Regions from separate parts of the Mus musculus genome. Here region 1 is linked to region 2. The links are chromatin loops, found by intact Hi-C in ENCODE. Cell type or tissue: heart. All regions are shown on one strand.

Region 1 (8,000 bases), 60 kb after region 2:
CCAAAATGGGTGAGGAAGGGGAGGAAGGGAAAATGCCAGCAGGCTACTTGCTTGTGCATGTCTCTTTAATTCCACCAATGCTGTGATGCCATCTGTCTAATCAGTCAGTATGGGTCTTTCTTATCAACTAAGCTAGGAAAGCCCTTAGAGATACCTCAATCTCCGGGAGATACTAAATCCAGCCAAGATGAAAATGAAAGTATCTTGAAAGTCAGTAAGAAAAAGAAAGAAAAAGTAAAACCAACGAGAAACTTGCTACCCCCAAAGAAGAACCCGGAAAACATTTCAGTTTTGTAAGCTAAAGTAATATGTACAATAGGTAGAAAAATCCTATTTCTCAATGAATGCTAAAAGAAGCCTTGTGTTTATATCAAAGAGAATGGCTCTGTGAGGTCATCAGGGGGAGCCCTCAACCTAAAGCTCCTCAGGCCCTCTGCTCTGCTCACGTTGACTCCCACTGTCTTTACTCCTCAGCTCACAAGCAACCTCATGACTCTATGCCTCTTCATATGTAAGCATCGCAATTTATAACGCCCTCTTGTTACTATATCAGTATTAAGGCCTGAAATTCACAACAGACTTCCCAAAGCACTCTCTAGATCTCTCCACATACACACAACACACACACATAAACATATATTAAGCACTACAACTATAAGTCTACAAATCTACTATATCAGTCCACCAGAGATAAGTCAAAGCTATAATTGAAAATAAGAGAAGAGGTAAAAAGTCACCCTAAAATAGTACATGATTATAATGATTTAAAGGAAAAACAATAAAAAAACTATTTTGGTTTTAGAAATAGAGTTATGAAAGTTAATTCTCAAGGATAATAGCAAGCTGGAGACCATAGAAGAAAAATCCATTACTAGCATTAAATGGAAATGACTGTGTGTGCCTCTGAGTATTTAGAAATAAATGCAAAGCTGTAAGTGGATAGGATTGCCATTTTTCTAAAGGAATAAATTTAATTCCTATAGAAAGGGCATAAGTCAACTGAAGGCATTCACTGCATTATATACCACACTCCAATTCTTTAATGAATCTATTTAGGAATCTAATAGGAGACAAAGTGAGAGGAGGATTGTTCTGAGGGCAATCTCAGTGCAACATCAGGAGAAGAGAAACATGAAAGTGGGTCTGAAATAATTAGAAAGAAGAGCAAATGAAAATTCTAAGTCAGTTTGAATTTTGGAAGAGATAATTCAGTGAGTGAAGAACTTTCAATAACTGGATCCGTAAATGCCAGTCTACTTACCCGTCATCAGACTCTTGCTCCAAACCAATGACGAGCAGAGCAGATCTTTCTGGCTATGTGTGCTCTTTGCAGTCAGATCTTGTGACTTCACTCAGTACTGCAATTTCCTCCTGTGGTCTAGAGCTACATATTTGGCTTTCATGTGCTATTCACATATACTGCAATGCTGTCCAGCCCTCAAAGGGTGTGACCACATGAGGTGTCAAAAACAAGGACAGAAAATTGTTTCTACCTTAAGTTTTTAAAAAGCAAGAAAGCTAATGAATAGAAACTAAGGATAATTAGTGAACCTGAATTAAAGGGCTTAGACTCTGGAGAAAGACATCTGGCTTCAACCTCTACCACAGCTGTTTCCTAAACTCTGACTTGAGCAATATTGTTGATTTTTTAATACATTAGCTATATAGAGAGGGAATTGACAAAAAAAAACTTTGCCAATTTCTCATGACATCTTATTTCTCATAAGGTATGTCTTGTGCTGGAATTCTCGTTTGTATGTCTAGATCCATTCCCCAGCTTTCCCAGTCCTTCTCTGTGACTCTGAAGGGGAGTCATTAGGAGCACTGGCAGAAAACTCACAGTAAATGTAGGTAGGTCAACAGGTAGGAAGAAAGTCAGGTCACAACATTGCTCCTGTTGAGATGTCACATTGAATGTCACTACTGTGACCAATTCAGCTGGGCACCGGAGCAGGGATATGGAGATCAGAGAAAAGAAGATCTCCCGGGTTCCTGGTCAGTCATTCCCTTGAAATATCAAACTCTTGTTTTGATGAAAGACCCTTCCCCCCACCTAAAAAAAAAATAGGGAAGAGTAATTTAGGAAACTACTTTTGGACAGTCTGTGGCCTCCATGTGAGAACTGCATACACATACATACACCTCATACATATACACATATTAACATATATATATGTATATATATATACATATACATATACCATGTACATGACATATATATGATATATATACAAAAATCCATACATTTTTTTAAAATAAAATATTGCCCCCCAAGCAGCCATTAGCTACCTATACCTTTTTACAGAGAGATAGCACCTTATGATCCCCTAAACCTTCAAGAACCATGTTTTGATATTACCAATCTTGTATAGGTCTTATCCAAGTAATCACAGTGCTGTCTTAGTTAGGGTTTCATGGCTGTAAAGAGACATCATGACTATGGCAACTCTTACAAAGGAAAACTTTTAATTTGGGCTGCGTTACACTTTCAGATGTTTAGTCCACTATCGTCATGGTGGGAAGCATGATAGCATGTAGACATGTGTGGTGCCGGAGAGTCCAGAGTTCTACATATTGATCCACAGACAGCAGAAATATGTTTCTAACTGAGTATAGTCTGAGCACTCATAACTTTAAAGCCTGTCTCCACAGTGACACACTTCCTCCAACAAGACCACACCACCTATTAGCGCCACTCCCTGTGGTCAAGCAATTGGCCCAGCCCCAACTAATTGTTAACGAAGACCAAAGTGTGGACACTTTGCTCATTCTTAGAATTGGAAACAATCACCCATGGAAGGAATTACAGAGACAAAGTTTGGAGCTGAGACAAAAGGATGGTCCATCTAGAGACTGCCATATCCAGGGATTCATCCCATAATTAGCCTCCAAGCGATGACACCATTGCATACACTAGCAAGCCTTTGTTGCAAGGACCGTGATATAGCTGTCCCTTGTGAGACTAGGCCGGGGCCTAGCAAACACAGAAGTGGATGCTCACAGTCAACTATTGGATGGATCACAGGGCCCCCAATGGAGGAGCTAGAGAAAGTATCCAAGGAGCTAAAGAGATCTGCAACCCTATCGGAGGAACAACATTATGAACTAACCAGTACCCCAGAGCTCTTGACTCTAGCTGCATATGTATCAAAAGATGACCTAGTCGGCCATCACTGGAAAGAGAGGCCCCAGTACAGGGGAACGCCAGGTCCAAAAAATGGGAATGGGTGGGTAGGGGAGTGGGGGGGGGGACTTTTGGGATAGCATTGGAAATGTAATTGAAGAAAATACGTAATAAAAAAAAAGAAAAAAAAGAATTTTGATCACAGTGCCTTTTCACAGCAATGAAACCCATACTAAGACAGAAGTTGGTACTGGGAACTGGGATATTGCTAACCATGTTTCTGATAGAGGGAACGTGGATTTGGTGACTTTAGATTAGGAAGGCAGTAAAATGTTTTAAGTGAGCATTAATGGGTTGTGAGGCAATGGGCTATGCACAGACAGGCTAGTCTACAGTGTTGTTGAGGCATGAACCCCGGTGAAACCCAGTGGTGGTGATTCCCACCTACGTGGGATGGAAGGCATTCCCTCATGTCTCCTGGACCCCTGGCTCCTGTCGAAGTTGACCACAGGAAAGGCTCATGGCTTTTAGTCACACAGACAATGTCCCAAGCTTCTGACCTTCAGGCTACACTCTTCTCAGTTACCTAGCAACAGTAAGATAACAATCCCACTATAAGAGGGGCTGCTTGGCCTCACCTCGTTCTCTCCCACCTTATTCTCTCTCTCTCTCTCTCTCTCTCTCTCTCTCTCTCTCTCTCTCTCTCTCTCTCTAAGCTTTCTTACTCTCTAGCCTTTCTTCTCTCTCTCCTTTTCCCACTTCTCTCCTCTTGGCCATGGCCCATCTCTCTCTTTCTACCTTTTCTCTTTCCCCCTGCCTTTGTGCAATAAAGCTCTAAAACCATAGACTGTCTCTGTTCAAGGCCTGGACTAAGGACTCTTGCCTGTGTGGGAACCTATCTCCCGCTGCCCTCTTTCTGTATCTCCTATTCTGTTCTCAACTCCTCTGCCATATCCAGCATGGGATGCTGGAGACTGAGAACCTGGTACCAGGGACTGCCCCTTGTCCACTCCCCACTGTGTGGGGTAAGTGGCTTCACATAGCCAGATGCCCACCTTGGGCCAAGTGAAAAGCATCTGGCAATCCTCCTGAGTCCACCTGCCCAGAGCACAGGAACTCTGGCCAGACAAGGGCACTCTCCCTCTCCCCTCTTCCCCCACATCCTCAACCCCACAATGAGTCACACTAGAAGGAAAATGGAAGACAGTGGTGTTGAGTGTGATTTGAATGGGCAGATTAAAGGGGTTTCAGATGGGAAGAATTTTAGTGTGTTGCCTACAGATCATCCTTGTGATATTTTGGAGAAGAATGTGTCTGCTTTTTGCTCTTGACCAAAAAGTTTGCCAGAGGCTAAGTTGAAGAGATTTAGATTAATTGCATTAGCAAAAGAAATTTCAAAACAGCCTAGTATCAATTCTGTCCTATGGTTCACTGTTATGAAGAGCACTTAATGAGTGCAAGTTGAGCAAGGAAAAATACAAAATGTATGGATCAAGAAGTAAAGGGCCACAGAGAAATGTAATGAAGCTAAATCCTGTGTTCAAAGAAATATACTTCAACAATATTAAATGGGATTAAGGGAGTGGTGACCTCAAAGGAAATATCCTACTCAGCTAAGCTTCCATCTTGTGAAAAAGAATTAAAGAAAAGCTTAGGTCCAGACCTGGTGATGCACACCTTTAATTTTAGCACTCAGAAAACAGAGGTATGCAGATCTCTGAGTTGAAGACCACTGTGCTTTATAGAGCAAGGTCCAAGACATCCAAGCTTAGGCAGTGAAGGAAGCCATTAAAAGCAGAAAGGTGGTGAACATGTAATTCAAAAAGGGTCTGTGTCCTGCCCCAACAAGCAGCAGAACTTGGCAGTTTCAGCCATGTGGTCCTGACTTTAGAATCAAATACAGAAAGGAAAAAAAAAAGGACATTAAGGAATTTCTCTTTGGAACTAAGAAAAGTTGCTGAGGCAAGGTGTGTGGCTGGCGGGTCCCTAGATGGAGGCCTTGAAAGGTCATTGTGTGAAGCTGTGAAGATGAACCCTGGATTGCCTTGGAAACCTTAAGATGTCTGTGAAGCCATTGCCATCTCAGCAGGACAACAGATGGGAAAGCTGCTCACTGTGAGTGGAACCAGACCAAGAGAAAGAAGTGTTTTGCAATTATTCAACCATAGGTACTGCCTGTGCCTTTAATGGTATAATAACTCTTTTATATTTGGTATTCACATTTTCATATACCCAAGGTTTCTATCAATATCTGTCTTATGTCAGTGTCTGATATGACTTTGTTCACAACTGAGACTAATCTTTGTAAAAATAAAAATAATAATAATGATGATGATGAAAATAATAATTATAATAATAATAAGTGAAGGAATCTCCAGAGCTTTGTATAATCTTTGTAAATGTGGTAGACCTTTTCTCAGGCTCTTTAACTTTGTATCAAGCTCTTAAGGCAACTAAATAACATTGTTCTAGGGTAGCATCAAAAATTTAATCTGTTAATCTATTTAAGAGTATCACCCTTCACCAAGCACCTGATCTTTTACTATGTTCATTCCCCTCACTCCCTTTACTGCTCAATATTTATGGCTTCTTTACTCCACTTTGTTAACCTTTACAACTTGGACTGACCTCTAGTACAGCTACATTCAATCCCTTCCAGTCTTGAGAGATAATTCTATCTTGAGTAGCCTATTTATTGAGAATTTGTTTCACATAAGATGAGTACATCCCATATGAAATTATGACCTCTTTGAAGTATTTTAGGTCTATCACTCCTATAGAACACCATCCTATCTCATCATTAACTAGTTCCCAACCATTAGCAGGAATGTACTAGGAAATCTGATGATGGTGATGTCATGACCCTAGGCTACCCCTCCTCCCACTCTGGTAGCATGGTTGGTTTGAAATTAAGCCTCTCTCTCAAACATCCTCCCACCTTTTATCTTTCCTCTGATCTAACTGCCCTCCAGCACTGTTTCTTTCCACCTTTCCTCCTGTGGGAAAATCCTGCTTTCTTTCTCAGTCACTAGGACTGAACCTTTTTGTTCTCCCTTTTCTTCTGCTCCTCATCTCCCCAGAAATACTAGTTCCACCTGCAATTTTTCCAGTTGCATAGCCAACTCTGCAAACTTTTCAGAAAACAGAGAGCAGAGTTTACTCTTTTGGCTTACCAATTCATGCATTTTTTTGTTTCTTAGATCCCTCCTTTTCTACCCCAAATTTTTCCAGTTATGTAGCCATTTTCCCAACCTTTTAAAAACAGAAAAGAAGAAGAAGAAGAAGAAGAAGAAGAAGAAGAAGAAGAAGAAGAAGAAGAAGAAGAAGAAGAAGAAGAAGAAGAAGAAGAAGAAGAAGAAGAAGAAGAAGAAGAAGAAGGAGAAGAAGAAGAAGAAGAAGAAGAAGAAGAAGAAGAAGAAGAAGAAGAAGAAGAAGAAGAAGAAGAAGAAGAAGAAGAAGAAGAAGAAGAAGAAGAAGAAGAAGAAGAAGAAGAAGAAGACAACAGAAAAAAATCCTTTCTGGGATCAAAGCAGTGGATATCCCAATTGTAGCAGCCACAACAAAATTTTTGCTGGTTTCTTGGGAAATAATATCTATTCCTTTGTCCCTTGCTGTTTTCTCTATGGCACTGGAAATTAAATTTCCCATTCTGCTTAGCCCATGTTTTGGCATCACATGTACTGGACTTTTGATACTTTGTTGTTTCTTCTTTCTTCTACCATTCTCTACACTTCCAACCCCCTAAAACAAGATAGGAGATAAAAACTGATAGAGAGGAAGTGAAAAGGATCCCTGAGTAAAATCAGAAGTCAGAAAGTAACCAATGTTATCTTCAGGCTACTTAGTGCTTATTAAGAGCATAAAATTCCTTGGGGCAAGTTTGATCTTAACCACCAGGTTATCTAATTTCCTCTTTTTCCTTCTTCTTTGGCCAGGACTACATAATAAATAAGCCAAGAAAAACCAACAAACAACCAACAACCCATCCTGATCCTAAGATCCCTAGCATTTATATCCTCTGAAAAGTCCCCAAATTCCAAACATCACACAACCTGAGGAACTACAAGTTCCTGGCAAAATCATACTCGTGTTAGAGCACAAGTCAAATCACAGATAGCTCTTTTTTTTTCCTTTTTTTTATTAGATGTTTTCTTCATTTACATTTCAAATGTTATCTCCTTTCCTAGATTCTTCTCCAAAAATGCCCTATACCATTTCCATTCCCCCAGTTCCCCAAACCACTCACTCCCACTTCCTGGCCCTGGCATTCCCCTATACTGGGGCCTAGAATCTTCACAAGTCCAGGGGCAGATAAGAGATTGCATGAGGAGTTTACTACCAACAGTATGAGCTTCTGCTCCCATTTTACAACACCCCCACTTGTCCTAGAGACAGGGAGCAGTGAGCATGTTTCCCCACCACCCAACACCATAGGATGGGACTCCTAGACCACAGCCTGCAAAAACCCTAGAAACATGACTACAGAACATGTTAATGGAACTCATACTGAGGAGCCCATGGATACTATTTATCCATTTATAAAATTTTCAGACACTTCTTGATGCTTGTTAACCACAAAAAGTTGTTGGAAATCTAGATGAATTTTACACTGATAAGCTAGTTGCACATGATTTAAATGAAAGAGCTATCAAAGCTTTAAAATAGTTCGGTGGAGATAGTGCAATAACAGTGCTTCAACACTTTAAAGACAGTGATCTTTCTCATGATCCGAACAAAAGTGCCCTTTTTATGTGAAGTCATGAAAACTTGTAAGTGGTGAGAGAAACAGAGACCAAGCTAGTGGACTCTAGTAAAGGACCAGATGAGACAAAGATTAAGTTACTCTTGTGAAGAACAGGCTTCACACTTGATGTGA
Region 2 (8,000 bases):
TTAGATGATTTTCTTCCTCTTCTTCTTCTTCTTCTTCTTCTTGTTCTTGTTCTTCTTCTTCTTCTTCTTCTCCTTCTTTTTCTTCTTCTCCTCCTCCTCCTTTTCCTCTTCCTCTTCCTTCTTTCTTCCTCTCTCTCCCCCCTCCTTCTCCCTCTACCTCTTCTTCTACGTTTTCCTCTACCTTCTCCCCTCTCTCTCAGGATTTTTGTTGCTGGTGGTCAATTCTTTGCTGTCTATTTAATTTTCTAAATTTATTTTTAAAGTTTATATTCATCATTATTTTGGTCTGCTGACATTTCTTCTTAATCTGCTACTGATTGGACAATGATTTCCTTGAACAACTACCATATCTCATAAAAAGCCTTTTCTACTTTTCAGGTGAGTCTTGTGTATCTCTTAAGGAGTTTACACATCTACCTATACTTCCTTTCCTGCTTACCTGAATGTAAGCCACAAGGGGACAACCCAGGGCCTTCTCAGCTCTTTTCAGAGCATGTGTCCAGGCCTAAGTATGTAGATAGAGTTTCAAATCCTCTGCATGTATGGGAAGTTTTTAGGTGTTGGGCTGCTGGGGAAACCACAGGACACCATTCCAAGGGTGGGGAAGGAAAAACACTCTGCAAGGAGGCCAGGGTTGTCTTGTTCTCAGGCTCTCAGACACTCTCCTGAAGCCAAGGGGGTAAAGAGGGGAGCTCCAGAGGTATACAGTCCTTGGCTTGTCAATAGTCAGCTGGCTTGCCTTGGTGGTCATGGCTGGAGGCACAGAGAGGCATTCTATGGAAGATTAGACACCAACTCTTTAAGCAAAAACTTTCTTCATTGCTCCCCAGGGCAGATCACAATGAAAAGAGGCAGCCCATGGTTTTAAGACATTTACTGTCATGGCAGAAAGTGGATGACTAAAAGCATACACCACTTCTCAGGGAGAGCCTGAAGTTAAATACCTTTTTCAGGGAGAAGGGTCTGAAAAGGGGAGTTTATTGGCTATGCCTCCAGGCCTTTAGGTACTTCATTAAAATGAAGCTCTGTATTGAGTCTATGTGACTACAGGTCCTGTCCTCTACCTGTGGAGGGGCTTGGGGTTCTGTTCCTACATGACTGATGGCCACAAATCTATGAAGGGATGCAGTCTCATGCCAAAAGACTGGTGTCCTGGATCCAGGCGAATTGCCTGCAGTTCCTTCATGGTCACCTTGGTTTCTAGCCTTTGCTCAACCAGGAACCAGGCTGCCTTTCATGGTCCTTCAATTTACTTGGTCACAGCTATTCTGGCTGGGATGGAATGGAGCCTCAAAGTGGTTTGGATTTGCATTTTTCTGATAGCTAAAACACGAAAGACAGTTCTTCATGAAAAAGGCTGTTGAGCTTGTTTCCAATGCAGGGGTCACTAGCCAGCTAGGAAGGGGTTGGTAAGCAAGTGAGTTAAGATGCCAACCCTTCCCTTCCTGAAGTTCAGCAGCTCTCCTCTCCTTGTCCATACTGAGTCTCAGAGTTCTGAAAATGTACACCAGGGATAGCTTAATTATTGCCTGGGTGAAAAACCAGTTCTCAGGAGACTTGCTTTGAAATGGATTATGGTCAGTTCTATACTACAGTTTGTGACAACAATTTGCATTTCCCTCCAATCACTGAAGCCCTGCTGACCTCAGAAGCTAAACTCTGCTTCTTTATATTGAAGATAGATAAACTATCTCCTACACAGAAAACCTATTCAATTTCAAGTTGATCACAAGTACCTTTACTATCTTCTTCTTCTTCGTCGTCTTCTGGAACATGTCAGGTTCTCTGGTCTCTGCCCTCCTTCACAGCCAGCTAACCAGTTTCACCATTCCCCACTGCTCTGGACAGCCCTTTAGTCCTTTCTCACCGGCTTCTCTATAAGGCCTCAACATTTACCTACTTACCCACATGGATTTCCTGTTTGCGCTGATGTTATCACAGATATTTACACCACAAAGTAAACCATTTCGTGTAATAGCATTAACTGCATGAGCAAAAAGACCACACGCACATGTAAAGCATGTAATTATTTCACACTTTGAGATCTCTTGAGCACTTTGTTCATTTCTCCTCTGATCCACAAGCAAAGTTGCTCAAGGCTTAAGGGGGCTATATCTTCCTGACATTTGACAAAATAATGTTTAACCTTTTGACACCTCCAAACCGTTTTGATAATCAGTCAGACTTTGGTTTGTTCCTGAGGGTTGGGCCTAATTTGTTTCTGTCACTCAGACTGAGCACTAATCCTGGGGACTCTGCTTTGTCTGATCTCAGTAAATTATAATAAATAGCATCAGAAAAGAAAGAGACACTGTGATCCAGAGTGAACAGTGATGGGATTTACTTTATTCTACCTTAATGTCTATAACAAAGTGTGCAGATCTAAAACAACAACAACAACAACAACAACAAACAAACAAACAAATAAATAAATAAATAGGAAATCAGTGGATGCTTAACATTACGAGCATATAGCGCTTTCACAGAGGACCTGAGTTTGATTCCCACCACCACATCAGATGACTTTCAAGCATCTGTAACTCCAGTGCCAAAGGATCTGACAACCTCTTCTAGCTTCTGCAGATACATGCACATGGTGCACATTCATGCATGCAGACAAATTACACATATACATAAAGTAATAAAATAACTTTTTATCTTTTAAGAAATGAGATCAATGGACACAGTGTGGAGGTGAAAACATAGCTTTACCTTTGTAATGGCAAAAATGACAGGTTTTGAATACTGTTCACAATCTTATTTTTGTGTTTTAAAGAATTCCTTTTGCATTTTCCAATATTATAAAGTTGTTTAATGTGTGTGTGTGTGTGTGTGTGTGTGTGTGTGTGTGTGTGTGTATAGGACCTGGAGAGATAGGTCAGCAGTTAACAGCAGGCACTGCTCATGCAGAAGACCTGAGTTCAGTTCCCAGCACCCATCAGGCAGCTCACAACATTCCCATAACTCCAGCTCCAGGTGATCTGACGCCCTGTTTTGGCCTCTACATGCAAATGCATTCATGTTCACATACACCCACACAAACACACATGCATATGTATAATTAAAAATTTTTTAAATAAATCTTAGGAAATATGGGTAGAAGTACTCCAGACTCATTAAAATAGGTGTTTTATGCACGTCTCCTTTTGTTTTTCATGATGCTTTTAAATTTGTCAAATATCTTGCATTTTATGGTAGCCCAGAGAAATTCTACTAAAATGAAGTCCATCATAGAGAAGCAGATAAAGCAGTTATATTTCAGTTTTCAGTTCACAGTAAAATGAAGTGGAAAGCACAAAGCATTTCTAATACCTCTGTCCTCTACACAAGCATAGACTCCCCCATCATCCACATTTCCAACTATTCGTGGAGACACTGTTGTAATTTGTGGAGCTGGGAGAAGCAGATCATATAAGACAGCCAGAGCCTCAGTCTTTTCTAGACAGCCTGACAATCTATAATAAAACCTGGTCCTCAGCTTAATGATAAAACAACAATTTTTAAAATGACAGGATATCCACAAAGTAACACATTCCTCAACCGACAGTCCTGAGGTACAAGATCAATGATGAGACCTTAAGCTGTTTCAACAAGTTAGATATGCAGTAATAAAAAAATTATACCCATATTTTGTTCTCTGTGTCTCTTGACAGCCAGAACAAACTTCCTTGAAAGTTATATTGTTTCCACTGATTCATAAACTAAGGCTCCAGGACACTTTCTCACTCATGTGTACTAACAAGATATCTGAATATTCCAAAGACTTCTGCTTCACTGTTGTATGATTTATATTGTGGTTTTGACATTTCCCCCTTTGTAGGTTTCTTCTAGAGGAAGATGGTAAGAAATGTCTGAAAGGTACATCCATCTGGTACATCACGGTTCTGGTACATCATATCCAATGAATATGCCACTCACTTCATAAATATTAATAAAACTTCTTTAAAGCTCAAAGCATACAACTCAGGATGCTTCTACGCTGACTGTCTCTGGGACAACCCATCCTAACCTCTTTTGGAGTGCTTGCTGTGCTTTGTTAAATAAATTTTTGTATAACTGTGGGTCTCTTCATTGAATCTTTGCTTTCACAGAGAAAATAACCAGGAGACCCCATAACACCACTAGTGTGGGACATTTGTTATCATGGACAAACCTACCCTGAGAGTTGATTATAATTCAAAGTCTTTAATTCATACTACTGTCCGCTCAGGGATGCATGTGATAAAGAGATTTTTCATCTCAAATTCTGAAATGGTTTTAGTTTCTTGTTCTAGTATAAAACATAAAAATAATTAAAGTGATATTTTATTTAAAATAAAATTTATAGATGAGACTTTTTCATATTATGTGTATGGGTATATTTTGTCTGCATGTATGTTTTTGTACCACACATGTGTGTACAGTGCCTGTAAAGACTAGAAGAGGTGTTAGATCTCCTGGAACTGGGTTACACACAATTGTACTCTTAAGCACTGAAGTATCTCTCCAAGTCTAGTGAAAGCACTCTACATGTATATTCACAGAAAAGCATTCAGCAAATAGTAACAGTGTATGCAACCAATAAAAATTAAGGCACTTGGGTTTGGGTTTTTATGTTTTGCTTGAAGTTCATATAAAAAGCATGTTTCATATTCACAAAAATAAAATGCCATTTAAGAGTAAGAAAATTACAGAGTCTGACCCACCAAACAAAGAACATACAAGGGCTGGACCTGGGCCTTGCCACACAGATATAGCAGATGTGCAGCTTGTCCTGAATGTGGGCCCTGAAAAACTGGAACAGGGGCTAAAGTAATATTTATAATAGGTAGGGAAATCGTGTTTCTCAATGACTGCTAAAAGTAGGAATGTGTTTACATCAAAAAGAATGGCTCTGTGAGGTCATCAGGGGGAGCCCTCAACCTAAAGCTCCTCAGGCCCTCTGCTCTGCTCACGTTGACTCCCACTGTCTTTACTCCTCAGCACACAAGCAACTTCATGACTCTACACTTCTTCATATGTTAGCATCATAATTTATAATGCCCTCTTCTTATTATATCAGAATTGAAGCCTGAAATTTACAACAGACTTCCCAAAGCAATCTCTAGATCCCCCCCCACACACACACACACAATCATACATTAAGCACTACACATATAAGTCTACAAATCTACTACATCAGTCCACCAGAGATATGTCAAAACTATAATTTAAAAATAACAGAAGAGGTATAAAGCCACAATAAAATAATACATGATTACAATAATTTAAAGGAAAAATAATAAAAGAACTATTTTGTTTTTAGAAACAGAGTTATGAAAGTTAATTCTCAATGACATCAGCAGGCTGGAGACCATAGAAAAGAAATCCATTATTAGTAATTAAATGGAAATAATTGTGTGTGCCTCTGGGTATTTAGAAATAAATGCAAAGCCATAAGAGAATAGGATTCCCGTTTTTCTAAAGGAATAAATTTAATTCCTATTAGAAGGGCATAAGTCAACTGAAGGTATTCACTGCATTATATACCACACTCCAATTCTTTAATGAATCAATTTAGGAATCTAATAGAAGAGAAAGTAAGAAGAGAATTGCTCTAAGGCCAATCTCAGTGGGACATCAGGAGAAGAAAAACAGGAAAGAGGTTCTGAAATAATTGAAAAGAAGAGCAGAAGACAATTCTAAGTCAGTTTGAATTTTGGAAGAGATAATTCAGTGAGTGAAGAACTTTTAATAACTAGGTCCATAAATGCCAGTCTACTTACCGGTCATCAGACTCTTGCTCCAAACCAATGACAACGAGCAGAGCAGATCTGTCTGGCTATGTGTGCCCTTTGCAGTCACATCTTGTGACTTTCCTCAATACTGCAATTTCCTCCTGTGGTCTAGAGCTACACATTTGGCTTTCATATGCTATTCACATATACTGCAATGCTGTCCAGCCCTCAGAAAGGTGTGACCTCAAGAGGTGTCAAAAACAAGGACAGAAAATTATTTCCAGCTCTAGTTTTTAAAAAGCAAGAAAGCTAGTGAATAGAAACTAAGGATAATTAGTGAACCTGAATTAAAGAGCTTAGACTCTGGAGAAAGACATCTAGCTTCAACCTCTACCACAACTGTGTCCTAAACTGTGACTTGAGCAATATTGTTGATTTTTAATATATTAGCTATATAGAGAAGGAATTGACAAAAAAAAAAAATACTTTACAATTTCTCACAATATGGTATTTCTCATAAGGTATGTCTTGTGCTGGAATTCTCGTTTGTAGGTCTAGATCCATTCCCCAGCTTTCCCAGTCCTTCTCTGTGACTCTGAAGGGGATTCATTAGGAGCACTGGCAGAAAACTCACAGTAAATGTAGGTAGGTCAACAGGTAGGAAGAAAGTCAGGTCACAATATTGCTCCTGTTGCGATGCCACATTGAATGTCACTACTGTGACCAATTCAGCTGGGCACTGGAGCAGGGATGTGGAGATCAGATAAAAGAAGATCTCCCGGATTCCTGGTCAGTCAGTTCCATTGAAATATCAAACTCGAGAAGCTAACAGCTTCTGGAAAAGGTGAGAGCCACAGAGCTTCTGAGGCAGCGCCATTTTCGGGCTCCAGACATCTGGCCACCATCCCGGGAGGCCAGAGGACAGGTGTCTGCCCGGCCCAGTAGGCTTTTGCCTCAGGATCAACAGAAGCCATCTTAGTTCCTGGACTTGACAGACAGTAGTCTGCACAGGTGAGAGTGTGGACTACAGAAGCTAACAGCTTCTGTGACAGGCCAAAGCAACACAGCTTCTGGGAAAGGTCCTGTTTTGGGCCTTCATCTTTGGCCAGGAGGAGGTCTAAACGCCACATAACTGTGCACCTTCCCTGTAAGAGGAGAGCTTACCTGCAGAGACTGTTCTGACAATGAAACCTCAGAGGAGAGATCTAGTCTCCCAGGTCTGCAGATAGAGGGTAACAGAATCACCAGAGGAACAATCTCTAAACAGAGACAACTATAACAACTAACTCCAGAGATTACCAGATGGCAAAAGGTAAACGTAAGAATCTTACTAACAGAAAGATCCAACAAAGATAGAGAACTTCAGACCAATTTCCCTTATGAATATAGATGCAAAAATCCTCAATAAAATTCTCACTAACCGAATCCAAGAACACATTAAAGCAATCATCCATCCTGACCAAGTAGGTTTTATTCCAGGGATGCAGGGATGGTTTAATATACGGAAATACATCAACGTAATCCAGTATATAAACAAACTCAAAGACAAAAACCACATGATCATCTCGTTAGATGCAGAAAAAGCATTCGACAAGATCCAACACCCATTCATGATAAAAGTCCTGGATAGATCAGGAATTCAAGGCCCATACTTAACCATGATAAAAGCAATCTACAGCAAACCACTAGCCAACATCAAAGTAAATGGTGAGAAGCTGGAAGCAATCCCTCTAAAATCAGGGACTAGACAAGGTTGTCCAGTCTCTACATACATATTCAACATTGTTCTTGAAGTCCTAGCCAGAGCAATTCGACAACAAAAGGAGATCAAGCGGATACAAATTGGAAAAGAGGAAGTCAAAATATCACTTTTTGCAGATGATATGATAGTATATATAAGTGACCCTAAAAATTCCACCAGAGAACTCCTAAACCTGATAAACAGCTTCGGTGAAGTAGCTGGATATAAAATTAACTCAAACAAGTCAATGGCCTTTCTCTACACAAAGAATAGGCAGGCAGAGAAAGAAATTAGGGAAACAACACCCTTCTCAATAGTCACAAATAATATAAAATACCTTGGTGTGATTCTAACTAAGGAAGTGAAAGATCTGTATGATAAGAACTTCAAGTCTCTGAAGAAAGAAGTTAAAGAAGATCTCAGAAGATGGAAAGATCTCCCATGCTCATGGATTGGCAGGATCAACATTGTAAAAATGGCTATCTTGCCAAAAGCAATCTACAGAATCAATGCAATCCCCATCAAAATTCCAACTCAATTCTTCAACGAATTAGAAAGAGCAA

What was found. Hi-C counts contacts between places; a loop is a spot of excess contacts. Peaks named below come from ENCODE experiments on the same cell type or tissue, not always from the same donor. Only the 100,000 strongest peaks of a DNase experiment are listed, where the experiment ranks them.
Region 1: it touches region 2 in a loop (7-fold over the local background); 13 of 42 quality-filtered maps call a loop at or near these places.

The regions. Positions count from the first base shown.
Region 1 is chr16:44,805,106-44,813,105 of GRCm38, reverse strand. It overlaps the pseudogene Gm19142 and a transcript of Cd200r4 not described here. Among named protein-coding and RNA genes, the nearest start is that of Cd200r4, 12 kb to the left of the region's middle. In heart, no CTCF peak of the experiment used is centred here; no DNase peak of the experiment used is centred here.
Region 2 is chr16:44,864,886-44,872,885 of GRCm38, reverse strand. Cd200r2 (Cd200 receptor 2) reads right to left here and starts at 5,789. Exons shown (of 6, transcript NM_206535.1): 1 at 5,745-5,789. In heart, no CTCF peak of the experiment used is centred here; no DNase peak of the experiment used is centred here.